Regions from separate parts of the Homo sapiens genome. Here regions 2 and 3 are each linked to region 1. Evidence: chromatin loops called from intact Hi-C (ENCODE). Cell type or tissue: GM12878. All regions are shown on one strand. Region 1 holds the start of FYB2 (FYN binding protein 2). Region 2 overlaps FYB2 (FYN binding protein 2). Region 3 overlaps PRKAA2 (protein kinase AMP-activated catalytic subunit alpha 2).

Evidence for each region. Hi-C counts contacts between places; a loop is a spot of excess contacts. Peaks named below come from ENCODE experiments on the same cell type or tissue, not always from the same donor. Only the 100,000 strongest peaks of a DNase experiment are listed, where the experiment ranks them.
Region 2: a loop joins it to region 1, with 4 times the contacts of the local background. A loop is called at or near these places in 26 of 110 quality-filtered maps.
Region 3: a loop joins it to region 1, with 2.8 times the contacts of the local background. A loop is called at or near these places in 10 of 110 quality-filtered maps.

What each region holds. Positions count from the first base shown.
Region 1 is chr1:56,816,271-56,824,270 of GRCh38, reverse strand. FYB2 (FYN binding protein 2) reads left to right here and starts at 4,867. Exons shown (of 20, transcript NM_001004303.5): 1 at 4,867-4,989. The coding sequence starts at 4,981. RefSeq lists an enhancer at 7,794-7,843. In GM12878, a CTCF peak has its summit at 3,051 (motif pointing right); a DNase peak (open chromatin) is centred at 7,089.
Region 2 is chr1:56,754,301-56,762,300 of GRCh38, reverse strand. It overlaps FYB2 (FYN binding protein 2), which reads left to right. Exons shown (of 20, transcript NM_001004303.5): 6 at 3,551-3,585; 7 at 6,374-6,405. Among named protein-coding and RNA genes, the nearest start is that of FYB2, 61 kb to the left of the region's middle. In GM12878, a CTCF peak has its summit at 3,982 (motif pointing left); no DNase peak of the experiment used is centred here.
Region 3 is chr1:56,706,063-56,714,062 of GRCh38, reverse strand. It overlaps PRKAA2 (protein kinase AMP-activated catalytic subunit alpha 2), which reads right to left. Exons shown (of 9, transcript NM_006252.4): 8 at 7,845-7,971; 9 at 1-6,588. The coding sequence ends at 6,350. Among named protein-coding and RNA genes, the nearest start is that of PRKAA2, 65 kb to the right of the region's middle. In GM12878, a CTCF peak has its summit at 4,589 (motif pointing right); a DNase peak (open chromatin) is centred at 6,439.

The DNA of each region.
Region 1 (8,000 bases):
TCACGAGACACAAAAACTGCAGTCATCTTGCTCCAGACTCCTCGACTGTGAGCAATAAATTTGTGCTGTTTACAAATTACACAGTTAAGGTATTTTGCTGTAGCAGCACAAACAGACTAAGATACCAACTGACCTGCGGATTTTGTGGAGAGACCTACCACTCCTACATCCTAGTACTCTGAGCCTCTAAACATGGCTTTCATGTGGTATGTCTATGCCTTGAAGTCCAGACCCAAGAAAAACAAACCCAAAGAGAGACGGGGGTTCCCTGCTTGAGTTTTCTGTCTAAAGACTCACTTTTCTGGATGATGGAACATGGGAGTGATTGACATTGGAAAAGATTTCTTACTTCCAGGCAAGCCCCATCTTCTCCCCACAGAGGAATGGCGTTCCTTTGATCTCAACAAGACAAGCATATCAGAAAACATCTTAATAATTCATCTGAGTGATGCATACATAATGTAACTGGCATTAGTGGGGGAAGACCATTTCTTTACAAGAACCAAAAGGGTTGCTACATCCCTAGCTCCAAGCACAGCACCTGGCTCAAAGCAGGTGCTGAGATTCTTATTAAAAGACAATTAAAAGAAAAGCAACTTGTCTTGGTCATGTTTGCTTAGCATCCTTCAAAAAAGCTCTTACTATATTATTACACACTTATTAAGATGTTTACTTAGATGAGCACAAAATTGAGATGCGAGCTTCATTCAAGGCAAAGGAGAGATCAGCTGGATTAAATGTTTTTCAAAAACTGGTAAAATGGAAGCAAGACCTTTCTTGAACCCACACACCTCCAAGATAATTCTAGGCATTTTATCCTTAAATATTTTATCTTTAAATAATTGTATACCTTATACGAATTGTCCCATGTTTCTGTCCTGATTATCCATCCCTTCCTAGCTTCCCACCTGCCCTGTCTTCTACATGGCTATTATCTTCATTTCATATCATCCTTTTTACCTGTTTTTTTAATGGTCCACTCCCTCAACCCCTTTTGCAGCCGCCATGGAATGGAGGAAAGAGCAATGGATTAGGGCAGGGCAGAGTTCAGATGGAGAAACAGAACTGTACTCTCCGCATGGCCAGGACATCTGCCTAACCTTTCTGAGCCTCACTTTCTTCATTCATCAACCAGAGATAGCATCTCTTATCTCACAACATTGTCATGAGGAATAGAAGAAAATATATGCAACTGTGTAGCCTGCTACACAATAGACTCTCAATAAATTTCACTTCTTTCATCTTTCCTTCTCTCCCTTTTGAAAGCAGTCAGGATATAAATTATACATAAATAAATTACATGTTGTGCTGGAAATCCTCAGAAATGATTAATCTAACCAACAAGAATTATAATATTAATAATAGGTTACTCTAGCAGCACCAGCCTAACTCTGACAATCAATCTACACAGTCTGGCTTTGTCATCATATAACATACAGTGCTCAAAGTTTACCTTAGAAAGAGGTGAGGACACGTGATTTCCCATTTTCAGATCTGTTTTAAATGCTCCTTTTTTTTTTTTTACATCGGGGTATTCTGTTTCACACCATTGCTTATGATACAAAGTGTAAGTAATATGTTTGCTGAGAGAGGAAAGACTGAGACATAATAGGAGACACTGCAGAGCTCCAAGCAGAATCTGAGATTGAAAGTAAGGTTTGGAAACATTAAGAATGTGCTGGAAATACTGATTTCTGCTGCTCAGTTCCCCGAAGAATGGATGGGCCCTTTTTGGAGAGTATGGCACGTCATCCCTGCTACGCAGAGGAGCAAACTGGAACTAGGGGCTTGAACAACTAGAAATATCTAGAAGATTTTGAGCCAAACTTCAGCCTAAGTATCTGCTAAGCTTTCTCACAGACTACGTTCAAAATTGAGTTTGGAAAAAACTGCTTCAAAGAACCCTTCAAGCTCTCCAATGCTGTGAGTTTATGATTCTGTATTTCTCTACGATTTAAATAGAAGCAAACAGAGCACCTGTGAGCATGGTCTCTGAAGTCAGCCTTCCTGGATTGAAGTCTCTGATCTTCCACTGGTTGTGTTACCTGAAGAGGAGACTTAACTTGTATGTGCCTCAGTTTCCTCTGCTGGAAAATTAGGATCATAATAAGGACTAAATAAAATGATGCTCGCAAGGTCTGGGGCACTGATCCCAGCAGGCAGTAGGTGCTCAGTCAGTCATTTCTTTATACATGATTAAGTGAACCTTCCTGGCTTTAGGCCAGTAAGATCTGCCCTGGCCTAAAGCTAGCAGGAGGTCACCAAAGCACCTTGGATATAGCAGGATTTCATACATCTTTACTGAATTGAAATATTTATTCATAAGGTGTAGTGATATCTGTTGCAACTTAGGTCAACCTTCAAATTTCCCATCCAAAACTTTCCCCACAATGTCAGCAATTTGTACCCACCTCTTCTGCCTTCACCCTCCCATGTAGTCATGTATGAGTTCTCCTTATAGCAAATGAATACAAGGATCTGCCACTTATGGGATGGGGGCCCATGAGAAAACTGGGATTATTACAGGGAAATAAAATGATGCTACTTCATTTGTATATCCAAGTGCTACATGGGCACTTTGACAATGACACAGCCACCAACCATTGAGGAGGAGAGGGGAAAGAAAGAGAGGAACTGACATTACTGGTGTTTACTCATTGCTAAGCAACCCTATCAGGAGATTTTCCCATGGCCATTTGTCCTTAAGCCAACGCTGCCAGACTCTTGTTTACTTTTACAGATGAGAAACATACATCTCAGAGTTGACTTTCCCAAGACCAGCAGCTAGTGGGGAAACTGAGTTTAGCACCTAGAGGATCGTAAGACATACAGCAAGGGATCCTCTGCCATTCCAAGAGTCATAGCTCTTAAGCCGACTGGCAAAACAGTACCCACCCCTAACAGCTACCAATGATTAGTGCCTAGGACCTAGCACTGTAACTAGCCAGAAACCAAAGCAAAATGCGCAGACCTCCCAGGAAGGCGGAGATGAGAGTCCTGCTGCCCTGCTCCACCCACTCTGCCAGTGTAGGCTGGCCTGAGGCCACTAGGGGGAGCCCTTGCACTAGGAGCAAAGGGAATTTGACAGCCCAATTATCAGTTGGGACTGCGGGGAGGGCTCCAAGTTCTCCCGAGAGCTTCCTCCACTGTTTTATTTACAAACTTATACACATAGGAGCATGAACCAGAGTGCTAAGGGAAAGTTACAGATGACTTTTGGCCTGGGTCCCCTTTAGCTTCAGAAATAGGCCCCCCAACTGACTGGGAGCAGAGTCTACACAGCAGTGTTGGCCAAACAGAGAGTCATGAAGTCAAGAAAGTGCTACCATTTATTTAATTCAATGGCATGTCATGGCTCAGAACAGAATGGAAAATATCAGCACGATTACACAAGGTAAGAGTGAGTACTGCTTTGGGGAGTTTTTCTTTTAGCTGATGTGTATGTGTGTTGAGGAAGGATGTAAAAGGTACATCTTACTGTGAGTCATTCATTAATAAAGTTTAAAATACATAGACCTCAAAGGCTTTTATAAAACCCAAACTGCCAGTCCCTGGGCCAGAAGCATTGATGCAGTGTTTTGTCTGGGACTTGAATCCTGTATTTTTGATAGATTCCCAGGCAGCTCTGGTGATCAGCCAGGTTTGGGAATCACCTGTTAGAGGAAATGGCCCTCAGGCGGGGTCTCCTCACCTGTGCTCCACCCCGCCTCTCCCTGGTCAGGACAGGAGAAGATTTCTAAGAACTTGACAAAGCAAGAAAAGTCACACCGGTTACACATAAAGCAGGGCGCAGGCCACCCACTCTGCCCATCCCCAACCCCGGGAGAGCTGAAAGCCCCAAAACTGGCAACTGAGGTTTGGGTTTCCATCTCCAGCTCTGTCAGAAAAACAAACAAACAAAAATAACCCCAGCAAAATAAAATCACTTTAGAGTCAGCCAGATCTGGGTTCCAACCCTGGCTCTTCTAGTTACTACCTATGTGACCATGGGCAGGTGTTACCATCTCTCTGAGACTCAGTTTCCTCACTTTTTTTTTTTTTTTTGAGACGGAGTCTCACTCTGTCCCCCTGGAGTGCAGTGGCATGATCTCGGCTCACTGCAACGTCTGCCTCCCAGGTACAAGCAATTCTCCTGCCTCAGCCTCCCAAGTAGCTGGGATTACAGGCACCCACTACCACACCTGGCTAATTTTTTTTATATTTTTGGTAGAGACAGGGTTTCACCATGTTGGCCACGCTGGTCTCAAACTCCTGACCTCAAGTGATCCACACACCTCGACCTCCCAAAGTGCTGGGATTGCAGGTGTGAGCCACTGCACCCGGCCATTCTTCACCTTTTAAAATGGGAATCCAAATGCCTCAATAAACACCAGGCCAAAAACAGGGTGCTCCTTTATGTTAACTCCTTTTCTGGCCTCCACTAAATCCCCCTGTGGGCTTAGGCATGCTGTCCTGCTGGGCTTTGGTTTCCCTGACCGTGAGAAAGGGTTTGTGAAATTAAGTAGCCGTCTGCAGGGGCGGAGCTGGCAGAGGTTGTTACTAACGGGGATCACACTGTCCAGCCTGCATGGTCTGTACTAACAGGAGCCTGCCATCCCCATTCCTTCACAGCTCCTGCTGCCTGGGCACAAATGCCCTGGAGAGTGAGTGACTGTCAGACCAGCCGGAGGGGAGCAACGGGAAGAGCCGCTTGCTGAGAAGAGGTGGGCTTGGCAGGACTGCAGGTGGAGTACTCTCCCCAGTCCCCTGCAGGTGCTGGTCTAAGCCAAGCTGGGAGGATGGCGGCCGGCCCTGGCCCAGCCCCAGGCAAGGGAGGAGCCTCGGCCCAGATGGGGCAGGTGGGGAGCCTGGGCTCAGGTGTGTCCTGTGGGAAGTGATTGCTCCCTGGCTAGCAGAGACAGAGGAAAGCGGATTGTTGGCCCCAGGACCCAGCTCTGAGAGGCTGGGCTTGTTTCCCTGACTCTGCCTTGGAGGAAAGCAATGGAAGGGGTAAGGCTGTCTCAGTTTTGTTGCTGGCTTTCTGTGTGTCTTTTCTTGCAGGACAAGTTCCTCCCACTTGAGAGCCCTGGGGAAAAACTGCTTGTGTGTGCTGCCTCCTGGGCAGGAATAAACATGTCAGGTGTCAGCCAGTGCATTTCTGCTCACACTGGCTTTGCTCAGGGCGGGTGGGAGGGAAGAGGAGTGTGCCATGTCCTGTGCCACCTGGAGTGTGAGGGGACAGGAGGTGCTGAGGAATGACAGCATGTGGCCTAGCTCTACCCAGCCAGCTGGACTCCTGACCTATTCCCAGATCCTCCGTTGAAGCGCCCGCTGGCTTCTCTCTGTGTTTACTTGCCCTTGTGGACTGTATCTGGCCTCTGCAGTGATTAGCGGGCCTCCTGGTCAGAGAGCAGTGCTTGGTGCTAGGAAGCCGGCTGTGCATTGCTCTTTTGTGGCTTGTGGCTCTAGACCGGGTTCTGCTCCTTGTTAACTGTGTGGCCTGGGGCAAGTGTGTCCGTCATCCTGAGCCCTGGGTCCCTCACTCATGAAAGAGAATTACTGGTACAATAACTACTTTGTGAGACTATCAGAGGTGCTTGTATAAATAGAGATGTATGGAAAAGTATCCTGCCCTACGCCAGCATTCCCTGCCCCTTGGATGGCTGAGTGCTGTTGGCACAGTTGGAGACGTCTTGCCTGACTGACCACATCTTCCTTTTTCCTTCTCCAATTCTCCACTCTCCTCTATTTCCGTCTTCAGTAAGTCAGTTTCTTTTGATGTGCGTGTGCATGTGTGTGTGTGTGTGTGTGTGTGTGTGTGTGTGTGTGTGTGTGTTGCTTCCATACTTTTTATTATATATTTGGAGTCAAGTCATTTTCTCCCATGAATCATGTGGCTTCTCACCCACAAGTTTGGTTTTAAATCAGGGCAGAGGATCCATTTTAGCTTTTGCTGGTCAGGAAAAGCTCCCCTTTGTCTCAGGGCAAAGGGCATGTTTCTCTCTGTGGCAAATCACTCCAGTCCAAATAGCTGAGTTTTGGAAAGGGGTGAGCAGGGGCATGTTGGTATGACTTCATCTCCCTCCTCTGAGTTCTCCCCGCCACCCCCACCTCGACCATACCACTTAGCAATTTTTAAGAAACTCCTCCTTGACGGGAAAGTGCCAGGCTGAATAGATTTAGCGTGCTTGTAAGAAAAGGAAACTGACTTACATTTTCCCCATCTCTGATGGGCCAGGATCCGCACTGGCATCCATTATTTCAGTTTATCTGATGACAATACAGTGTGGTCTATGCCATTGCCCCATTTATTGTAGATGAGGTAACTGACAATGTTATCACTTGCTCAGTATCATACCACTGGCAGCAGAGCTGGGACATGAGCTTACATGTGTCAGTGCCAACTATAAGCCAAGCATCGCTAGCAAGGATTACAATAGGACAGCAGGAAGAATGTTAGGCAAATTAGACAAAAATGTACAAAAGAGCATGTTTGTTAGCTAATCACATTTTTATGGGATAAGCTAATATGATTATATAACTTTCACTGCTCAGAGAGAGAAAAAAATCAAGAGAGAAATAAGAGTGGTTTCTCATCTTGAAAGAAGGATTGGTTTCATTTTTTAAAATTAACAAAATATTCATTTATTCAATATATATTTATTGAGGACATGGTTTGTGTGGTCAGGTCCTGCTTTGGTGCTGCAGATGCAGCAGTGAACCAAACGGTTGAAGATACCTGCCTTCCTAAACCTCATATTCTAGTGAGAGAAGACAAAAAAATCTATATATGGGTCAAATGGCAGTAACTGCAATGTAGATACACAAAGCAGGGAAGGGTATAAGGATGGTCAGGCAGGAAGAGGGACTGCTATTTTCAATGAGACCATTTCAAGAAAGGTGTCAATGGAAGGTGGCATTTGAGCAGAAACTTGGAAAAGGTATAGGAATTAATGGGCTGTGTGGATATCTTAGAGAAGAACATTCTACAGAGAAGTAACAGCAGATATAAACGCCCTGAGGCAGAAGGTCGTGGGTGTTTCAAGGAATGACTGGAGCTGGAGGAAGTGAAGGAGTGTTCAGAGAGTGGGGTCAGATGATATAGGGCCCTGGAGGCCATTGTTGAAACTCAAGCATTTCCTCTGAGCGAAATGGAGAGCCACCTGGGCATTGTGGACCAGGCAATGACGCAATCCAGCTTACATTTTAAAAGGATCATCTGACTACTGTTTTGAAAATAGATACTAGGGACAGAAAGTGCAGAAGCTGGCTGACCAGGTAGGAGATTATTGCAGTAATCCAAGCAAGAGAGGTTGGTGGCTCAGACCAGTCTTAGCAATGAAGTGGCTAGAAGTGGTCAGATGCTGGAAATAGATTAAAGGTAGGGTCAGCAGGATTTACTAATGGATTAGACAAAAAAAAAAAAAAGAAAATTGTTGATGACTCCAACTTGTAAAGCTGGAACATCTGGAAGAGTGGAATCAAGGTTTACCAAGATGACTTAACACAGAGCAGGTTTGAAAGCAGATTAGGAATTGGTTTTAGACGTAATATGTTTAGGGGGTCTACATAGGTGGGTTTAGAGTTCAAGGAAGAGGCCCAGGCAGGAGGTATCATCTTGATAATATATCTACATTATCTAGAATAGCACTGGGTGTGTAGTAGATGTTTAGTATGTGTTATATGGGGGATTTTAAAACTTGGCCTCACATTCTCTGACATCTTCCCATGAAGAGGTGGTGCCCATGTTCCCATCCCTTGGTTGAAATCATGACTACTCTGACCAATACAGTGTGGTACATGTGACACTCTGTGCTTTCAGAGACTGTGTCATAAAAGGTCATACCCCATCTACCTCATTTATGAGAACACTTACTCTTGCAGCCCTGAGCTCCCATGTGAGTAATCTCTACCCCAATACTTTCTGGCTAGAGACACGTGATGTAGACATTCTGCTTGACAGTTACAGCTAAGCCTAGCCTTCTAGCCATTCCTGCAAGACTAAAATCAGTACCCTCCAG
Region 2 (8,000 bases), 62 kb after region 1:
TACACAGGTTTAATAAAATTCCTATAAAAATCCCAGTAGGATCTTCTGCAGATACAGACAAGATTATCCTAAAATGCATATAGAAAGGCAAAGGAGTTAGAATACCTAAAAACAATTTTGAAAAATAAAAGGGAGGCATTAGTATATCAGTTTTAAGAATTATCAGTATAATAATCAAGACTATCTGGTATTGGCAAAGAGAGACACGTAGAACAATGGAACAGAATTGAGAATTCAGAAATAGAATTATACAGATATGCCCAACTGTTGTTGTTATTTTTTTTAACAAAGATGTAAAGGCAGCTCAATAGAAGAAACACAGCCTTTTAAAAAATGGTGTTGGACCAATTGCCATAGGTAAACGAAAATAAACTTTGGCTTAAGTCTCACACCTTATACAAAAGTTAACTTAAAATGAATGTTTCCTCTTTGTTTTTTGTACACCAAAGGTGAGACATCTAAATGATACCTTTCAAAGAGGCAGGGAGAGAGAGACGGAAGGGAAGGAGAGAGGGAAGGAAGGAGAAAGAGGTCAAGGTGGTTGGCTTTTGCTGTTGCCTTTGGGTGACTGTCCCTTGAACAAGGCCAAGAAAACAGGGAAGACCATCCTTGTTTAGTGCTTAGCTCAGCACTGGTGCCTTTGGTGAGGTTTCATCTCTTTTATACAGAACTTGGCATTGGGCATACATGATTCAGGCTGTTCTAAAAGCTCTGCAGAATTGTCCTCAGAGGTCATATAGACTAGTGCTTTGCAGACTGTACTTCTAGGCCCCAGAGAATTTTTTGAAGAGTCTTGGAGACTCTCGCAGATACCTTCAGACTTGTGTTTACACTTCTGCATAACATTCCATTTAAATTAATAAAGCCATGGATGGAAGAAAATTTGCAAGCCGTTTCTTACCTGAGTGATCTTAGACAATTTACTTCACTTGTCTGGCTGGCTGTTTCCTCGTCAGTAAAATTGGAATATTAGTAGTGATTGTCATTGAGAATTAAATGAAATAATGCATTTAAATGCTTGGCATAGTGCCTGCTATCTATAAGTATAAAAAATGTTAGTTTCTTTTAAATTATTATTTTTATTATGTTAGTAATAAACATTTCACCTCCAGGTGTAAAAGAGGTAATGGGACTTTTCCAAGATCATACAGACAGGATGAGGAGAAGGAACAAAAGGCCTCCAAGACATGACCGTGTTGTGACACTAGCAGTTGGAGGATTGCTGAGGACCATCTTCAGATATTTGTCCTTTCTCTGCCTGCACAATAAAACTAATCAGTGGAGAGAGGGTTATATAACTCTGTGCAGAAAGTAAGCGAGGACTCTGATGCTGCAGATCACATGCTCTTGTCATAATTCCTAGTCCATTTCTGATCCTTTGGGATGTAGCCCTTTATCCTCTATATTCCTACCTTGGAATATATGTTGGAATTCCTACCTAAGTTTGGATAGCTTAGCTTGCCACGAAAGAACCTCCACTTTGTTAAAAAGCAGTAACAACATTATGAATACGTTATTAATTGAATGTGTATTATCTTTGTTTACTAGCCATGGCAAGTAAGGCTTCTCCTGGCTTTGGTTTCATCATTTCTAAGACAGAATAAGTAATAATATCCATCTCAAGGTGGTTAGGAGAAGCAAATGAGCTCATGATTTGTTTTTGAAAAGCATAGACAAGTAAATAAATTGGAGTAGAAAGGAGGAGATTATTATTTTTAAAATTGGAAAGCAAATTCATATCAGGAATGGATATTGGGCAAACTGTATCACAAACAGGTATTTTTAAAGTATTAATAAGTGTACAATTACCTAATTTAAAGTATTATGTGTACAATTACCCAAGTTGAAATACATATTATTAATTATCCATGTAGAATTTTAGGTCTGTGTCAACAATTATATGCTGACAGTCCCTAAACAAAACCTAGCATTTCATTGATTTTGTCAGTGTATTATATGTTTAGAATAATAAAAGCTTGGAAATGCAACATATTGTTCAGTCAGTTTTCTAAAGCTTCAGGACTTTAGCAGCAAGAAAGAGAAAAACAGAGGGAGGAGTCCTTTTATGCACATATGTTCATTAACAGTAGGGATAAAACTTTTATAAATAACTTTTAAGCAAAGAAAACCAACCAAGCAATTTTATCAAAAAACATTGCCATTTTCTATACAATGTCCAGTGTTCTGCTAGGTATGTTAAATTTCCTTTTTTTTTTTTTTTTGTGATGGAGTCTCACTGTGTTGCCCAGGCTGGAATACAGTAGCGCGATCTCGGCTCACTGCATCCTCTGCCTCCCTGGTTAAAGCAATTCTCCTGCCTCAGCCTCCAGAGTAGCTGGGATTATAGGCCTGCCACTGTGCCTGACTAATTTTTGTATTTTTAGTGGAGATAGTGTTTCACTCTCTTGGCCAGGCTGGTCTTGAACTCCTGACCTTGTGATCCACCTGCCTTGGCCTCCCTAAGTGCTGGGATTACAGGCATGAGCCACCACACCTGGCCAAATTTCTTAAATTATTTCCTTGAATCTCCCCATTAACTCTGTAAGGCAGGTACCAATTGGTCAATTTTTATAGATGAGCAAGCTGAGGCTCAAAGAAATGAAGTAATTTGTCTGAAACACCCTATGTAGGAGTGGCAGAACAGTGTTTGAACTCAAATTCTTGTCATTACTTGTATTTATTAATATAGTCATGTGCTACACAATGTTTCAGTTAACAATGAATTGTGTATCCAGCCGTGGTCCCATAAGATGATAATACTGTATTTTTACTGTACCTTTTCTATGTTTAGATACACAACTATCTATAACTGTGTTACAATTACCTACAGTATTCAGTACAGTAACATGCTATGCAGTTTTGTTGCCTGGGAGCAATAGGCCATACCCTATATCCTAGGAAGGTAGTAGGCTATACCGTCTAGGTTTGTATAAGTATGTTCTATGGTATTCACGTGATGATGAAATCACCTAAGGATGCATTTCTCAGAACAGATCCCCATTGTTAAGCGATGCATGACTGTAATTAAGATTGGCATCATGTCATTAAATAAAATCCACAGAACTATTGGAAAAGTCAAAAGGTGGGTCAGCCTTAGTTGGTGTGCTCGTGTTTTCAAACTGTATTTAAGGAAATAAAAATGGCTGTGGAACAGAGCACTTTGGGGCATGATAGAGAATTCATTTTGTTGAAGTGGGATTTAGGCTTTTTCCTTTTCCTTTCCTTTCACGTTTGCCTTCTGAGCTGCCACTAAATTTTAGTGCTTTCTTTTAAGCATGGAGTGTGTATCTGTTTGCCAAAACAGGAAACTGAAATGGTTTCACATGCTTCATCGACTGTAAATTCCATTCTGGAAATCCCCACAGAAATTAAAACCATGATCACTGACCCCATAATTTCCCAAACTTTCTAGATAGAGCTTTACATAGTCTGATGTTCTTAAAGGTGAGAAAACTGAATTCTGGAATCTTTTATAACTGCTTTAATCCTGGGTGCTATAAGAAATGGGTGGATCAGCTGCCTTGAAATAATTTTTTTATGTTTACTTTAGCAACTTATGAAGTTGGAATTGAAGAACTCCAAAAGGTATTGTTTCTCCTTACCAACATTGTAACTAAAAGTAAAATAAGCATGCAAGGTTGATTCTAAAGTAGTATCTTTTAGAGGGAAAAAATGTCTTTGTTTTCATTTTTCCTCCTATTTCTGAGGATTTTCCAGACTCCAGCTTCTAAGAGTCTGCACTTTGAGCCCTGTTACTGTCAGAGACAAAAATGTGTGATAGGATGGGAGGAAATGGTCCCAATTCATCCATAGCCCTTTTCTGTGGTGGGCAGTGACAACTAGCTTTTAATAACTATGACTTCCAGTGAGAAGAGTTCTATGGCACAATCCAGGTTTGTATATCCTGGCTTTCAGACCCCTTAGGGCATGCTTTCTGGGCTCCTGCTAGACATGGTGTCAGGTGCCACCTGGAGGCAGCATAGCAACCTGATTAGGGCCCAAGCAGAATCACTGCTGGCCTCAATCCCAACTCCTGGCTATGTGATCTTGAATGCCCATTTCCTCACCTGCAAAATGGGGATAATAAAGAACTCACATCTGAGGTCCTTGTGAGAATGAAAATAAGATAAATGAAGGTATACAGCTTATTAGTAAGTGCTTGAAACAGAGCATTTCACCTCTCTGAGACTTAGATGTGTCCTCTATAAAATGGTGTATTCTTGGCCAGGCATAGTGGCTCATGCCTATAAGCCTAGCACTTTGGGAGGCCAAGGCAGACAGATCACTTGAGCCCATGAGTTCAAGACCAGCCTGGGCAACATGGTGAAATACTGTCCCTACAAAAAAAAAAAAAAATACAAAAATTAGCCAGGAGTGGTGGTATATGCCTGTAGTCCCAGCTACTCGAGAGGCTGAGGCAGGAGGACCGTTTAAGCCCAGGAGGTGGAGGTTGCAGCGAGCCGATATTGTACCACTACACTTTAGCCTGGGCAGTAGACAGACTGAGACCCTGTATCAAAAAAAAAAGAAAAAGAAAGAATGAAAAGAAAGAAAGAAAGAAAGAATGAAAGAAAGAAAGAAAGAAAGAAAGAAAGAAAGAAAGAAAGAAAGAAGGAAGGAAGGAAAGAGGAAAGAAAGAAAAAGAAAGAAAGAAAGGAAAAGAAAAGAAAAGAAAGAAAAGAAGGAAAGAAAAGGCATATTTTCCATGAGGACAGGAAGCATATGTCTTGTGGTTACTGTATCTGCAGTAGCAGATGCTCAATAAATAAAGGGACCAATACTTGTTTCACTGAATATCTGGGAGAAGTAAGGCAAACACAGTATGTAAGCACTGTGTAAGCTCATAGAAGGCCCTTACCCAGTGTTTTAATGGGATCAGTTAAGGTTCTACTCTTTTCTCACTGGGTACATTTAGTCTAGATCCTTCATCTCTCTGTTTTGGTTCTCTTATGCTTGCTGGTAAGGATTATTCATTTGTGGATACACTTTGTCACTAGAAAAATATGAATGATTATTATTTCTATTAATGGCAGTAGAAATAGCCTATTAAAATGCTTCATGTACCTGGCAACATCAACAAATAATAAACTGTTCTGCACAAATGAACTTGCCAAGTAAATGAATTTTATCCCATTTTATCCCAATTTTCTGTTTTAAGTAAAACATACAATTATTTTTAATTTTTAAATCTTTTAACTCTCATACATGTTTTGTGTTTATCTCTGTATTTTTAAGCTCAGTGAGTGGAATCTGATCTCTTCCTTTCTTAATGACTTGGAATATTCTTGACTATAAGGGACTGAGTCAACATAGTTTATGCTCTTCTTTTGAGATGCTCTTGAGCCTTTGCAGAAGAACTAGTTCCCTTCACACCAAACTACCACAAGTCAGTTTTTTGTATTCTTTTCCCTTTTTTTCTACTGTCACGATCTTTGTGTCTAGCAATGAGTTTTTCATGTGGTCAAACATGTACCAAGTCCCTCTGGTGTGATAGCACTTGTGCATAGACAGTAGTGCTTAACCCTTATAGTTACCCTGTGAGCTGATATCACTGCTCCCATATTACAGATGACATTAAGGTTCAGAGAGGTTTAGTAACCTGTAAATCATGTAACAAAGATATAAAACAAGGTCTGTCTGACTTGTCATTCTACCAGTGCTGCATCTAATTTGCTAGAATTATGTGTAAAATAAGAACCAATAGTCTCTGAATAATGGTTTCCAGGGCTGCCCTCAAAGGAGAGTATAATGAGCTATGATACCTGGATTTTGTGATGGCATTTTAGATGCTTAGATATTTTCTATTCTTCTCAGAGTTCTTAGACAGATTCCAAATAATGAATGTCACCAGATCTATAATCACTGAATAAATGAGGGGCTACATTGTGATCATTGGGACATAATTTTAATGGAGCCAAATCTAGATCCTGCAAGATTTGAGCGGTGATCACAGGGCACATGATCAGCGAGTAACGGAGAAATTCCAGCATTACTTGTGCACTTGTGAATACCAATTTGCCCAGTAAAATATTGCTTAAATCCCACAAATTCATATTTTCTCATAGGATTTAGAAGTTATTTACGTTTCCGATGCATTTTGGGAAAGGTGTGCATACAACAATTTTTCTGAGTCACATCATACATTCCTTTGGGCATGACCTATAACTTCAGAAATGCTTGTTTTCATTTCTGATTGATCTTCAGCCCCACTGCAACAGTTCCTGGAACTTTCTGTGGTCAGTGTCTGCCTTTGCTCTCTACTGAGGCTTCATCCCCCTCACCTTTTGGTGTAGTCTCTAATGATCTGTAACCAAACAACAGAGCCTGATTCAGGTTGATTTATGAAAATAACCATTTTCCACTTTACTTTCAGCCTGGGAAGAATTTTCCCTATCCAGAACCTAGGTGAGTTTTATCTTTCAAAAGAAAAGCACCTGTCCAAGCACTGACTTTCTGATGACTGAACTAGTTTTCCTCTATGGGCCAGCTATGTTTCCAAACTGAGCTAGCCTGGTTCAGTTTCCCCGGCACCTTGCAAGGTGCCTAGTACAGAGGAAGTGATCCATGATCCTGCCTTGCCTCCCCCTCTTATCTTGTTCTAGCCCATGCTGCACTCAGCAAACATTTACTGAGTACCCAACATGTGCCAGATATGTGCTCACCAGTGGGGCTTTGGCAGTGATGGAGACCTCGCTATTGCTTTCAGGATCTCCTGAATTAGTGGGAGAGTCACACACTCAAACAGGAAAATAATAATAACATGAATTCCAAAGAACTGACAATTTCTGAAATGCACCATGCTGTTTGAAGTCTCTTTGCCTTTGCTCTTTTAAGTCATTGATTCACCCCAATTTAACAGTCTGGCAAGCTTCTACTAATCCATCAAGCACCCCTCATGTATGAACCCTTCCTTCATTCCACTCCCTGAGAGAAGTGACCAATCCCTTGCCTGTGGTACCACTGTAAGGTCTGTTTGCACAGTATGTTTGCACAAATGCCACTGTATGTAGTTTGCTAACATGAGAATTCATCCTCCCCTCCCTACTCCCCTTCCTGTCTGGGAGCTCCTTGTATGTAGGGCCAATGTTTTAATGTTTTTGGTGTTCCTGGTACCTCTCACACTTCTTGGGTCCAGAGGAATGCCCTGGCACATAGTAGTGCTCTTACCTGCCTCTTCAGAGTCTGTTTCTAGCCCTTCTCCCTGGAGTTATTCTAATATATTTTTAAAAAGCATGGTTGATGAGCTCTGGAGAAGCAAATATCAAAATTTCCTGGTTGAATCTAAAAACGTGTGCTGAATCATGGAGAAAACCTGCTTTAGCTGGATGGGCTACCTTCCTCTCTCTCCCTGAGTTCCTGCCTGTCCCTAAATTTATGACTTTCATAAATACCTTGTAGCACTAACACAGTGCTGGTCACATGGTAAGGCACAGGTCAAATGATTCATTATTTAGTTCAACATTTATTGAGCTTTTACTCTTCAGATGCTGCTAGATTCTGAGGTACAAAACTGAATAGAATATATTTTCTACCCTTGATCCAAGATGGGAGGGGAAGCCAGAGTAGTTGGGAGTGAGGGGTTACTTGGAGGGTAAAATGACCAAATAAATAGGAAATCACAATAAAATATTATCACTGCTATGGAAGTTTAACAACACAGAAGTGAGGTGCAAAAACCAGCTTTTCCTATCATGGATTACACAGCATTAATGCTGGAGTTACACATGTGAATAAGATAGTTCTGCCTTGATTTTTAGTGGTTGACAAGGCAAAGTGGAGGGACTGGAGATAGATCCATAGATAGATGTATTGTAAGACAATATGGAAGAACAAAGTGTTAGAAGAGTAGAGAAGGTATGACTGCTTGGGAGAATCAGGGAAGCATTCTCAGAGGTAAGATGATTTAGCTATATCATGAAGGGCATTGTATTTACCAGCAGTATAAGATGTGGAAGGCATGTCTAAAGAAAAATAATAAAAAAGGAGAGTTGCTCAAATAG
Region 3 (8,000 bases), 110 kb after region 1:
GTGAACAACTTCTGATAGTGATAGGGAGAGGTTTGACCAAGGGAACTCAATCAGGCAGATGCAAACAACATGATCATTTGTAGGAGGCAGATCTAAGGAGAACTGAGAGGGATTAGAAAAAAAGAAAATATAGTTTAAACAAGTTTTTACTATTACTCTTCTTATAATTTAAGGGAGAAGGCACAATTTAGTGTTTTTTTTTTTTTTTTTTTTTAGAACAGTGGATCTCTCTTCCACTTTAGGAAAATGTTATCTGTCTAGAAAAATGGCCATTTTTGGTAGCAAAACTTAAATGTGTAACTGTGAAAAATGCACGTTTAAATTAGTAGAAAAAAAAATAACAATGCAATTCTCCTTGGCTAGAATGTTTTTGTTCCTCCTTGAAATTTTAAATCAACACAACGTAGCAACCCTCCCTGCCCACCTCAGAAAAGGTCACACTGTATGCACTGTATGAACCTTGTCAAAATTCTACGTATTATTCAAAAAAGTTTTCATGCCAGGATATTCTCCAAATTCTTTTTTCATTTTTTTTTCTGGAGAGTGCTCTATTCTAGGATTTAATTACACTTCAAACGTAATTGAAATTTACCTACCCTGCTTGTCCAAACAATCAAGAGCCACTTCCATAAAATCTAAACTACTTTAGATATAAACCATTTTTACCAAAAGTCACATCATAGTCACAACTGCAAACTGGCATTGCTATGCAAGGCTGGCAGTAAACATTAACATTAGCTTGCAAAATTAATACAGGCCTACAGTCTGATAACTCTTCTAGACCCAGCCTGATTCTTATCAGGCTATGGATGAAGAAGTTTAATTAAAACTCAATCCAGTCTAGACTGTGTGACCTGTTCTTTGTGCTATTACTGTTCAGTGGCATCAAATGCATCATAATTATAGGTGGAAAGGCTAGTAATGATGCCAGCAACTTGTTTAAATGAAGTTTTTATAATTTTTAAAGCTCAAACATAAGTACATTTCAAAGTTTTATAAGGTTTGGGAGAAACTCTATCAAGCTAATAATTCAGTGTTTGTAAATTAGAAATATATTCTATGAAAATAGTTATATCATGTAATATACATACAAAATGAAAAATCAATCTGCATATGAAATTTGGATAAGACTAATTCAGATAATAGTCAAAAACTATAACAATTTAGACAGGGACTGGGGCTAGTTTTCTTTTTCCTTTTTTTGTTTTTTTTTGAGACAGTCTTGTGCTGTCACCCAGGCTGGCATGCAGTGGCATGATCTTGGCTTATTGCAATCTCTGCCTCCCAGGTTCAAGAGATTCCCGTGCCTCAGCCTCCCGAGTAGCTGGGATTACAAGCAGCCTGTCACCACACCGGATAATTTTGGTATTTTTAGTAGAGACGAGGTTTCACCATGTTGGCCAGACTGGTCTCGAACTCCTGAACTCGGGTGATCCACCCACTTTGGCCTCCCAAAGTGCTGGGATTATAGGCATGAGCCACTACACCCAGCCTAGTTTTCCTTTTTCAAAAATGATTGTGCTATAAGAATCACATAAAATTATAAGAAGAATCATGTTTTAAAGTTTCTTCAGCATTTTTAAGCACCCTCAATAACTCAGAAATACTTATAAAAACCAATATGCTAATCATAAATACTTCAGATAATTACATCTCGTTAGTACAATCAACTGCTTAAAATAAACTAAGAACTATTTATTTAAGACTACTTTATGTCACTCTAAGACTTGAAAGCAATACATCTGTGTTTATTTTTACTACTCAACCACTCTGATGTTTTATTAATTCAGACTGTTCTTCCCCAGAGGAAAGGTGGTTTCCTATAAAGAGCAATTGATCACTGCTGGATACTTGTATGGTGTTAAAGCTTTATGAAGAGCTTTCTGGTCCTGCTTCCTCATCTGGAAATGGCAAAAATGCTTTCTCTGGTTACCTCTCAAAGTTATCGTAATAGTAAGTAAACAATATGAAGGGTCTCTAGATCGAAAAATCACTATAAAAAATATATGGAACACTTTCATCACTCCAAATTTGTAATGCTTTGCTTCATGCCAAATGGATGTGATGTTTCACCGTGTTTGGTTTTCTGGATGATTTTTGCCATTTGCATTCCTCCAGCAGCTGTATTTAGAAAAATATTCAAGTATATACCTCTGACATGCCTCACCAAATCAAAACAGAAACATTCACACTCATATAAAAACTCTAAATATATAAAAAGTGAACACTAACACAAATCATATGGAAAAGCAGAAAAGAACTTTAAAGCTCAAAGGTACCTTAGAAGTGTTAAAATCTACCTTTCTCATTTTAGGAGTTATAAAAATGAGGCCAAACATAGGATGTGACTTACCAACAGATTGCACATATCCCTCGTCCAGAGTTTTTAATAGAGTCTTTGAGAACTACTATTAAAATAAATTACATTCCCTATTTAAAAAGCCACAGGGTGACACAGGAGAACCAAGTAAATAAATGCAAGATTGAAAAGGTTTGGGTCTTAAAAACAAATAAACAAAAACAGACAAAATTGTGAACATGTCTAGCATTTAGACACTCAGCTTTTACAACCATTAATAGGATGTAAATTAGTACCCGGTGAATAGACAAAGTGGTGTCTGTGGCAGGCATGTTCCAGGTTTTTACATTTTATAAATCCAAAGTGAGGTGCCTACATTAACTCAGTACACTGCACATTATTCAATGCTACAGATAAATCCAAACAGATCAAAAATCTACAATAGTTGCTTATGATTTTTTCTAAACTATGTCTCATTTAACAGTAAAAATCAATTTGTATTCCCTGAGTACAAACTGTCTAGGGAATAAGAAAAAGCAAACTCAGAATTATAAAACTGTCCTGAAAAACCCATTTGCAGAAAATGGAGAATTGTTCATGCTACATATAGCCAATACCCTGACATAGAAATATAATTATTTCTGATTAATTTAGCCTTCTGGATTCTCTTTATAGATAGCTAGTATAAAGGAATGTAAACACTAGAGATTACAAAAGTGTCTCTTAACAGGTTAATCAAAACAAAAACCCAACTTGTAAATGGTTTGCCTACTTCCCTCCCTGCATATTCTATTTGAGAAGGTAGCTGTTCCTACACTGAAACATAAGGAATTAGATCTTCATATGGTATCCCAAAGAAAAGTATTTAGAAAATGTTCACTGACTACACATTTTAAAAGTAAGAATCAGTGACACTGATTCATTACCCACTGAGCCATAAGCATGAGTCATTAGTCTCTTAGACTTTTTTTTAACAAGTAATCTTGTTTCAGGTTTTTCAGTCACCCATGCATAAGAATAATGTTGCACTCAAATAATAATACAAGATGATTAAGAAAACCAAGGTGTCATGAAACAAGTTGCAGACACAGAAAATTCTATTTAATCCAGCATTCACTCACGATGAACATGTCTGCAAGTTAAAACAAAGTAATTCTAATTTTCAATCAGATTCTCCCAACAACCAGTAAGAGAAATGGAAGTGTTAATTATTAACTACCCTAATTATGGCATTCTGGGACAGTATTTTCCTAAAAAATGTATTTCCCAAATTTGCTTTTCATGGGCTATTAAGTTTTTTAAAATGAAAAATTAATTTGGGCAAAGTTCAACAAAGTTATGTGGCTTTCTTTTTTTCACAGAAAGACCTGTCAAAGTCTTTAATGCTGACATCCACTGTCATCTTCGAGGGGAAGAGTAGCATGCAACATTTTTCAAACTTAGTCCATGCAATCATTTTTTCTGTGGAGCATCTCACAGGATATACTTTGGGAAATGCAGTTCTAGAACTACATGGAGTCCATTTCCATGATATAACTAAGGCCTTATCTATAACCTCATAATAGAAGCTCTTCTCCCGTGTCTTCACTGGAGGAAATTATTCTTAGCCCACATCTACCTATCACATTCAGAGTTTACAACACTGAAATGTGGAAATTTGGGGCTAACAACTGATTCTTTCCCTCTATCTGCCCATGAGCAACAAAAAGCCTGCTGTAACAATGTTCCAGCTCTAATTGTGCTGGACTGCATCTCCTGAAATCTTCTAAAAACCAACCACCTAGATTCACAAAATAGCTGTTTTAAAAACATACACATAAAAGAACCCAAACTGTGACCATTAGTTCTCCTAAAATTCAGTAGGTAAATATCAAGCTACAGCTGTTCATAAATACTGGCAAGAATTAGAAAACAGTAAATAATTAACTCTCAAAAAACATGGCAATAATCCATATAAGGTAATTTTGATATGAACAATTTTTTAATATCTGACCTATTAGACTAATGGAGCTAAAACATCACTGGATTCCTTCTGTTTCTCTGCCTTCAAAATTTTTGTGGATTTTGTCATTGGGGTTAAGTAATCTGATTAGTTCCTTATTTCTAAGGTAATTCCATTCATAATCAGGCAAATATTATGAGGTGGCCCTGTTTTTTCCCAAAAGAGGTATGGACCCATTTAGAGAACCCAAAACTATGCCATATCTATAATGGACCAGGCTAACACAGCAGGACTGCTTATCACTATACAAATAATCATGTAAAAATTACCTTTTGGTGCCACAAGATGGCAGTCTTTCAATAATTAAACCTTAAACTATCTCAAATTGCAACCCGCCCTCCTTCCCAAATTGGTGAACTATTCATTTATCTTGATATTAAGAAGTTGGACTTATAAGTTATTTAACATCAGTTTTTAAAAGATCTGCAAAGCCATATGATGTGACACAACGCAAACTCCTGATTCAAAGAATATTTAAAGATAGACACACTTGTTTTCCACTAACACAGGAGAAACTTAGTCTAACATTCTCATTTGCTTCTTGGCAGAACATACATTACTTTTGGCAAAGAGAAGCCTGTCAAGGTAATGTCATTTTTTTGTTTTCAAGAGCTTAATTTTTTTAGGGTAATCCAGGTAAATAAGTGTTAATTACAACATAAAAATAACAAATGAATAAATACAAATTAGATAAATTACACAGAATTTAAAATTAAATACTTTTACTAAAACAAAATATAATCAATAAACTATTATCTACCCTGCTATAGTTTGTGTTTTTTTAATCTTAAAGAAAACCTGCACAAAGCAAAACAAACAAACAAAAAAACTGGTTTTTGCTTAAAAGCACTGGTGTGTGAATATATATATTTATTTATTTAAGATAAAAATTTTTTCTTGATGTTCAAAGCTTCCCTGCCCTATCAGGTTCAACAGTAAAGGTCATAGCCAGCCCTTAGGGCCAGAACAGTGTTTTCAAACTTGGACTAGAAAAGATTCAAAGCTATATCAATCAACCACTCAGGATCAAACAATGAACAAAGACAATAGTGACTAGGTGAGGTGAGGTGAAGGGAGTGGCTTCCAATGAAGAATTAGCATTATGAGCTGCACCAGGACCCTAACACCTAACACAGAAAATAAAGATCAAAGATAAGGATTCTCATTTAAGGGACTGTTGATACTTTGCTTTGTTTCATTTAACTATTTTATCACTGTTGGTGAAATGCAAAAATAAATAGAGGCAAAAAGAATTTGAGAAAGGTAGATTTTGAAGACATTTTTTAAATGACGTAAGTTTATGTAAAAGACAAAAGTTGTTGCAATTCCAGATGTTCCAATATTAATTTGAAACTTGAAGGCTCTTAAGATAAATATATTATTCAGGGAAATCTCAAGATAAAAATCCTGAGTTAGTTACAGCTGTTTTTAAGAAACCTGAAAATTGTGGTTACCTGTTACATGACCACAGTCCTTCTGTTGAATACACTAGGCAGTATTTGTACAAATACTGTTAGAAAAACTTGGCTTCTGAAATCTTGGAGGCAGGTTTTTAAGATTTCAACATTTAAATAATATCTTACTCGTGGTTCTTTTACTTTTTAATCTTCTTTTGTTAAAATAAATTGGGGGCATAAACACAGCATAAAGCCTACTGAAATTTAGGAAGTAAACTAGATTTACCTACACCAAACAGCAAAGCAAGGAGGTGTTGCCAAACCACCCTTACATTGAGATGGTTCGCCAGTGTGGTGTGTTAATCGTCTGTAGTGAACTCATTATTGTAATTAAAAATCTTCATTGATATTAACCTATTAAAGATATTGCCTATGTGAATTTATCATAGGCACAATAGAATTACAGATTTCTACAAGTAAATAAGATGTCAGATATTTTGTTTTCAGTAATTTCAATAGCATTGTGTGCCCCTGGAAATAATTCATGTTTCTCAATTAGTATTGCAGTGGATATTATCCAAAAGTAAGATAAAAATTTAAAGAATATAACTGATTTTCATAGTGCAATAACAGAAAGAAACTAGAGACAGATCAACGGGCTAAAGTAGTAATCAGACTGGCACACATTTCAAAAAAATCCATGGTGTGACTGCCCAGGCGAGGTGAAACTGAAGACAATGTGCTTCCGGTCAAAGAGCCAGTGAGAGAGCCAGAAAGTGAATGGCTCTCTGCAGTTGTGGAATCAAAACTTGATCTTGGTCTGTGTAAGCCAGCAGCAGAACAGGAACGCTGAGGTGTTGAGGAACCAGATCTCTGCTCCACTACTTCATCTGAAATGGACCAAAGAAGAGCAATTTATATGGAAAGTATATATGCCCAAGCCCTTCCTATGAATTTATGATATTCAGAATATTAAGTAAACACATCTGAGCAAGGGCAACTTAATAATGAATGTCATGTTTCTGTGTTGTAGAAACACAGTCTTCTTCCTTCCAACAATCATAACAAACATCGCTACCAATCACAAGACTTGCACACAGTCAAAATGTGGCCCCTAAGTCCTGCTCAAATTGGAGTAATCGGCATTGATATTGGAATCAAACTGATATCTCTGCATGTGAAGAAAGCATATCCTTGACAACTTATTTTCTTCTAGCATATCAACAAAAAAAATCACTAAGGTAAAAACAAAAGTCACCATCATATATTGCCTTGGGGAGGTGGAGGGCAAAGTGAGAGAAATCTTGTTAAAACTGCATTTTCTACGATTCCCAGGACCAATCTCCAGAAATTCTGATTTAATAGGTCTGGAGTGGTTCCCAGGGATCTGCGTTTTAATAACAACAACATGTAATTTCGATGAAACAGGTCTGGGATCCATATAAACACTACCATACATAGTTGATGGTAGTTCAAGAGTAAAATTTAAATGCTTCGTTTAAAACAACTTCCCTAACTCTAAACTCCGTTCCATTCTTGTTCCATCCAGCACCTGACCCTTAGTTTATTCTGGTTTTATCCCACTTGGGCCTCTGAAATGAATAATCAGATTTGGTTTACCCAAGTTTAATTCTTGGCACACACTAAGTTCTTGGACATGACAATTTTCCCTGACGCCTTTGGCTCCTTGATTGCCATGGGTACCTAAATCCAACCCAAATCCCAATGGAGACCTATTTGGTCGCCCTGGCCACCCAGGATGAGGAAAGGTGATGAAGGAGAAAGTTTAGACACTATAATACTAACTAATAAAATATGAATGGAGAAATATGACAAAGAATCTGACAAGTCAGTTAATTTTGAAAAGTAAAACCTGCTTCCCTGTTGTTCCTTACTTGTGCTCCACGGCCAACACTTCAAATGATTCTTTTACGCCACGGAGATACTTCTTGTGGAAAGATGCCAGGTAAGAGGTATTCAACATGTCTTTCATCCTTTTCACTTCACTTACATTTTGGTTAAGTCTAGATTGCTTAAAAACCAGTGCAGGACCTACCCACCGGATGTCTTCGAGATGATTTTAACATCTGGTCAACTAGTGCCAAGTTTTATCTTCTCAGAGCTCATGCATGCATAGCTTCCTTACCATCAATGCTTTTAAAGTCCAAAAGATAGCTCCTGTTATCAACCAGGTAAAGTTGTAAGCTCATTTTCACGTAATTGCCAGTCACTGGATTTTTTCTTCTTACACGAAGATGGTATGCATTCACTACCTAAAGTGAAAAATCAATAAAAATAATAA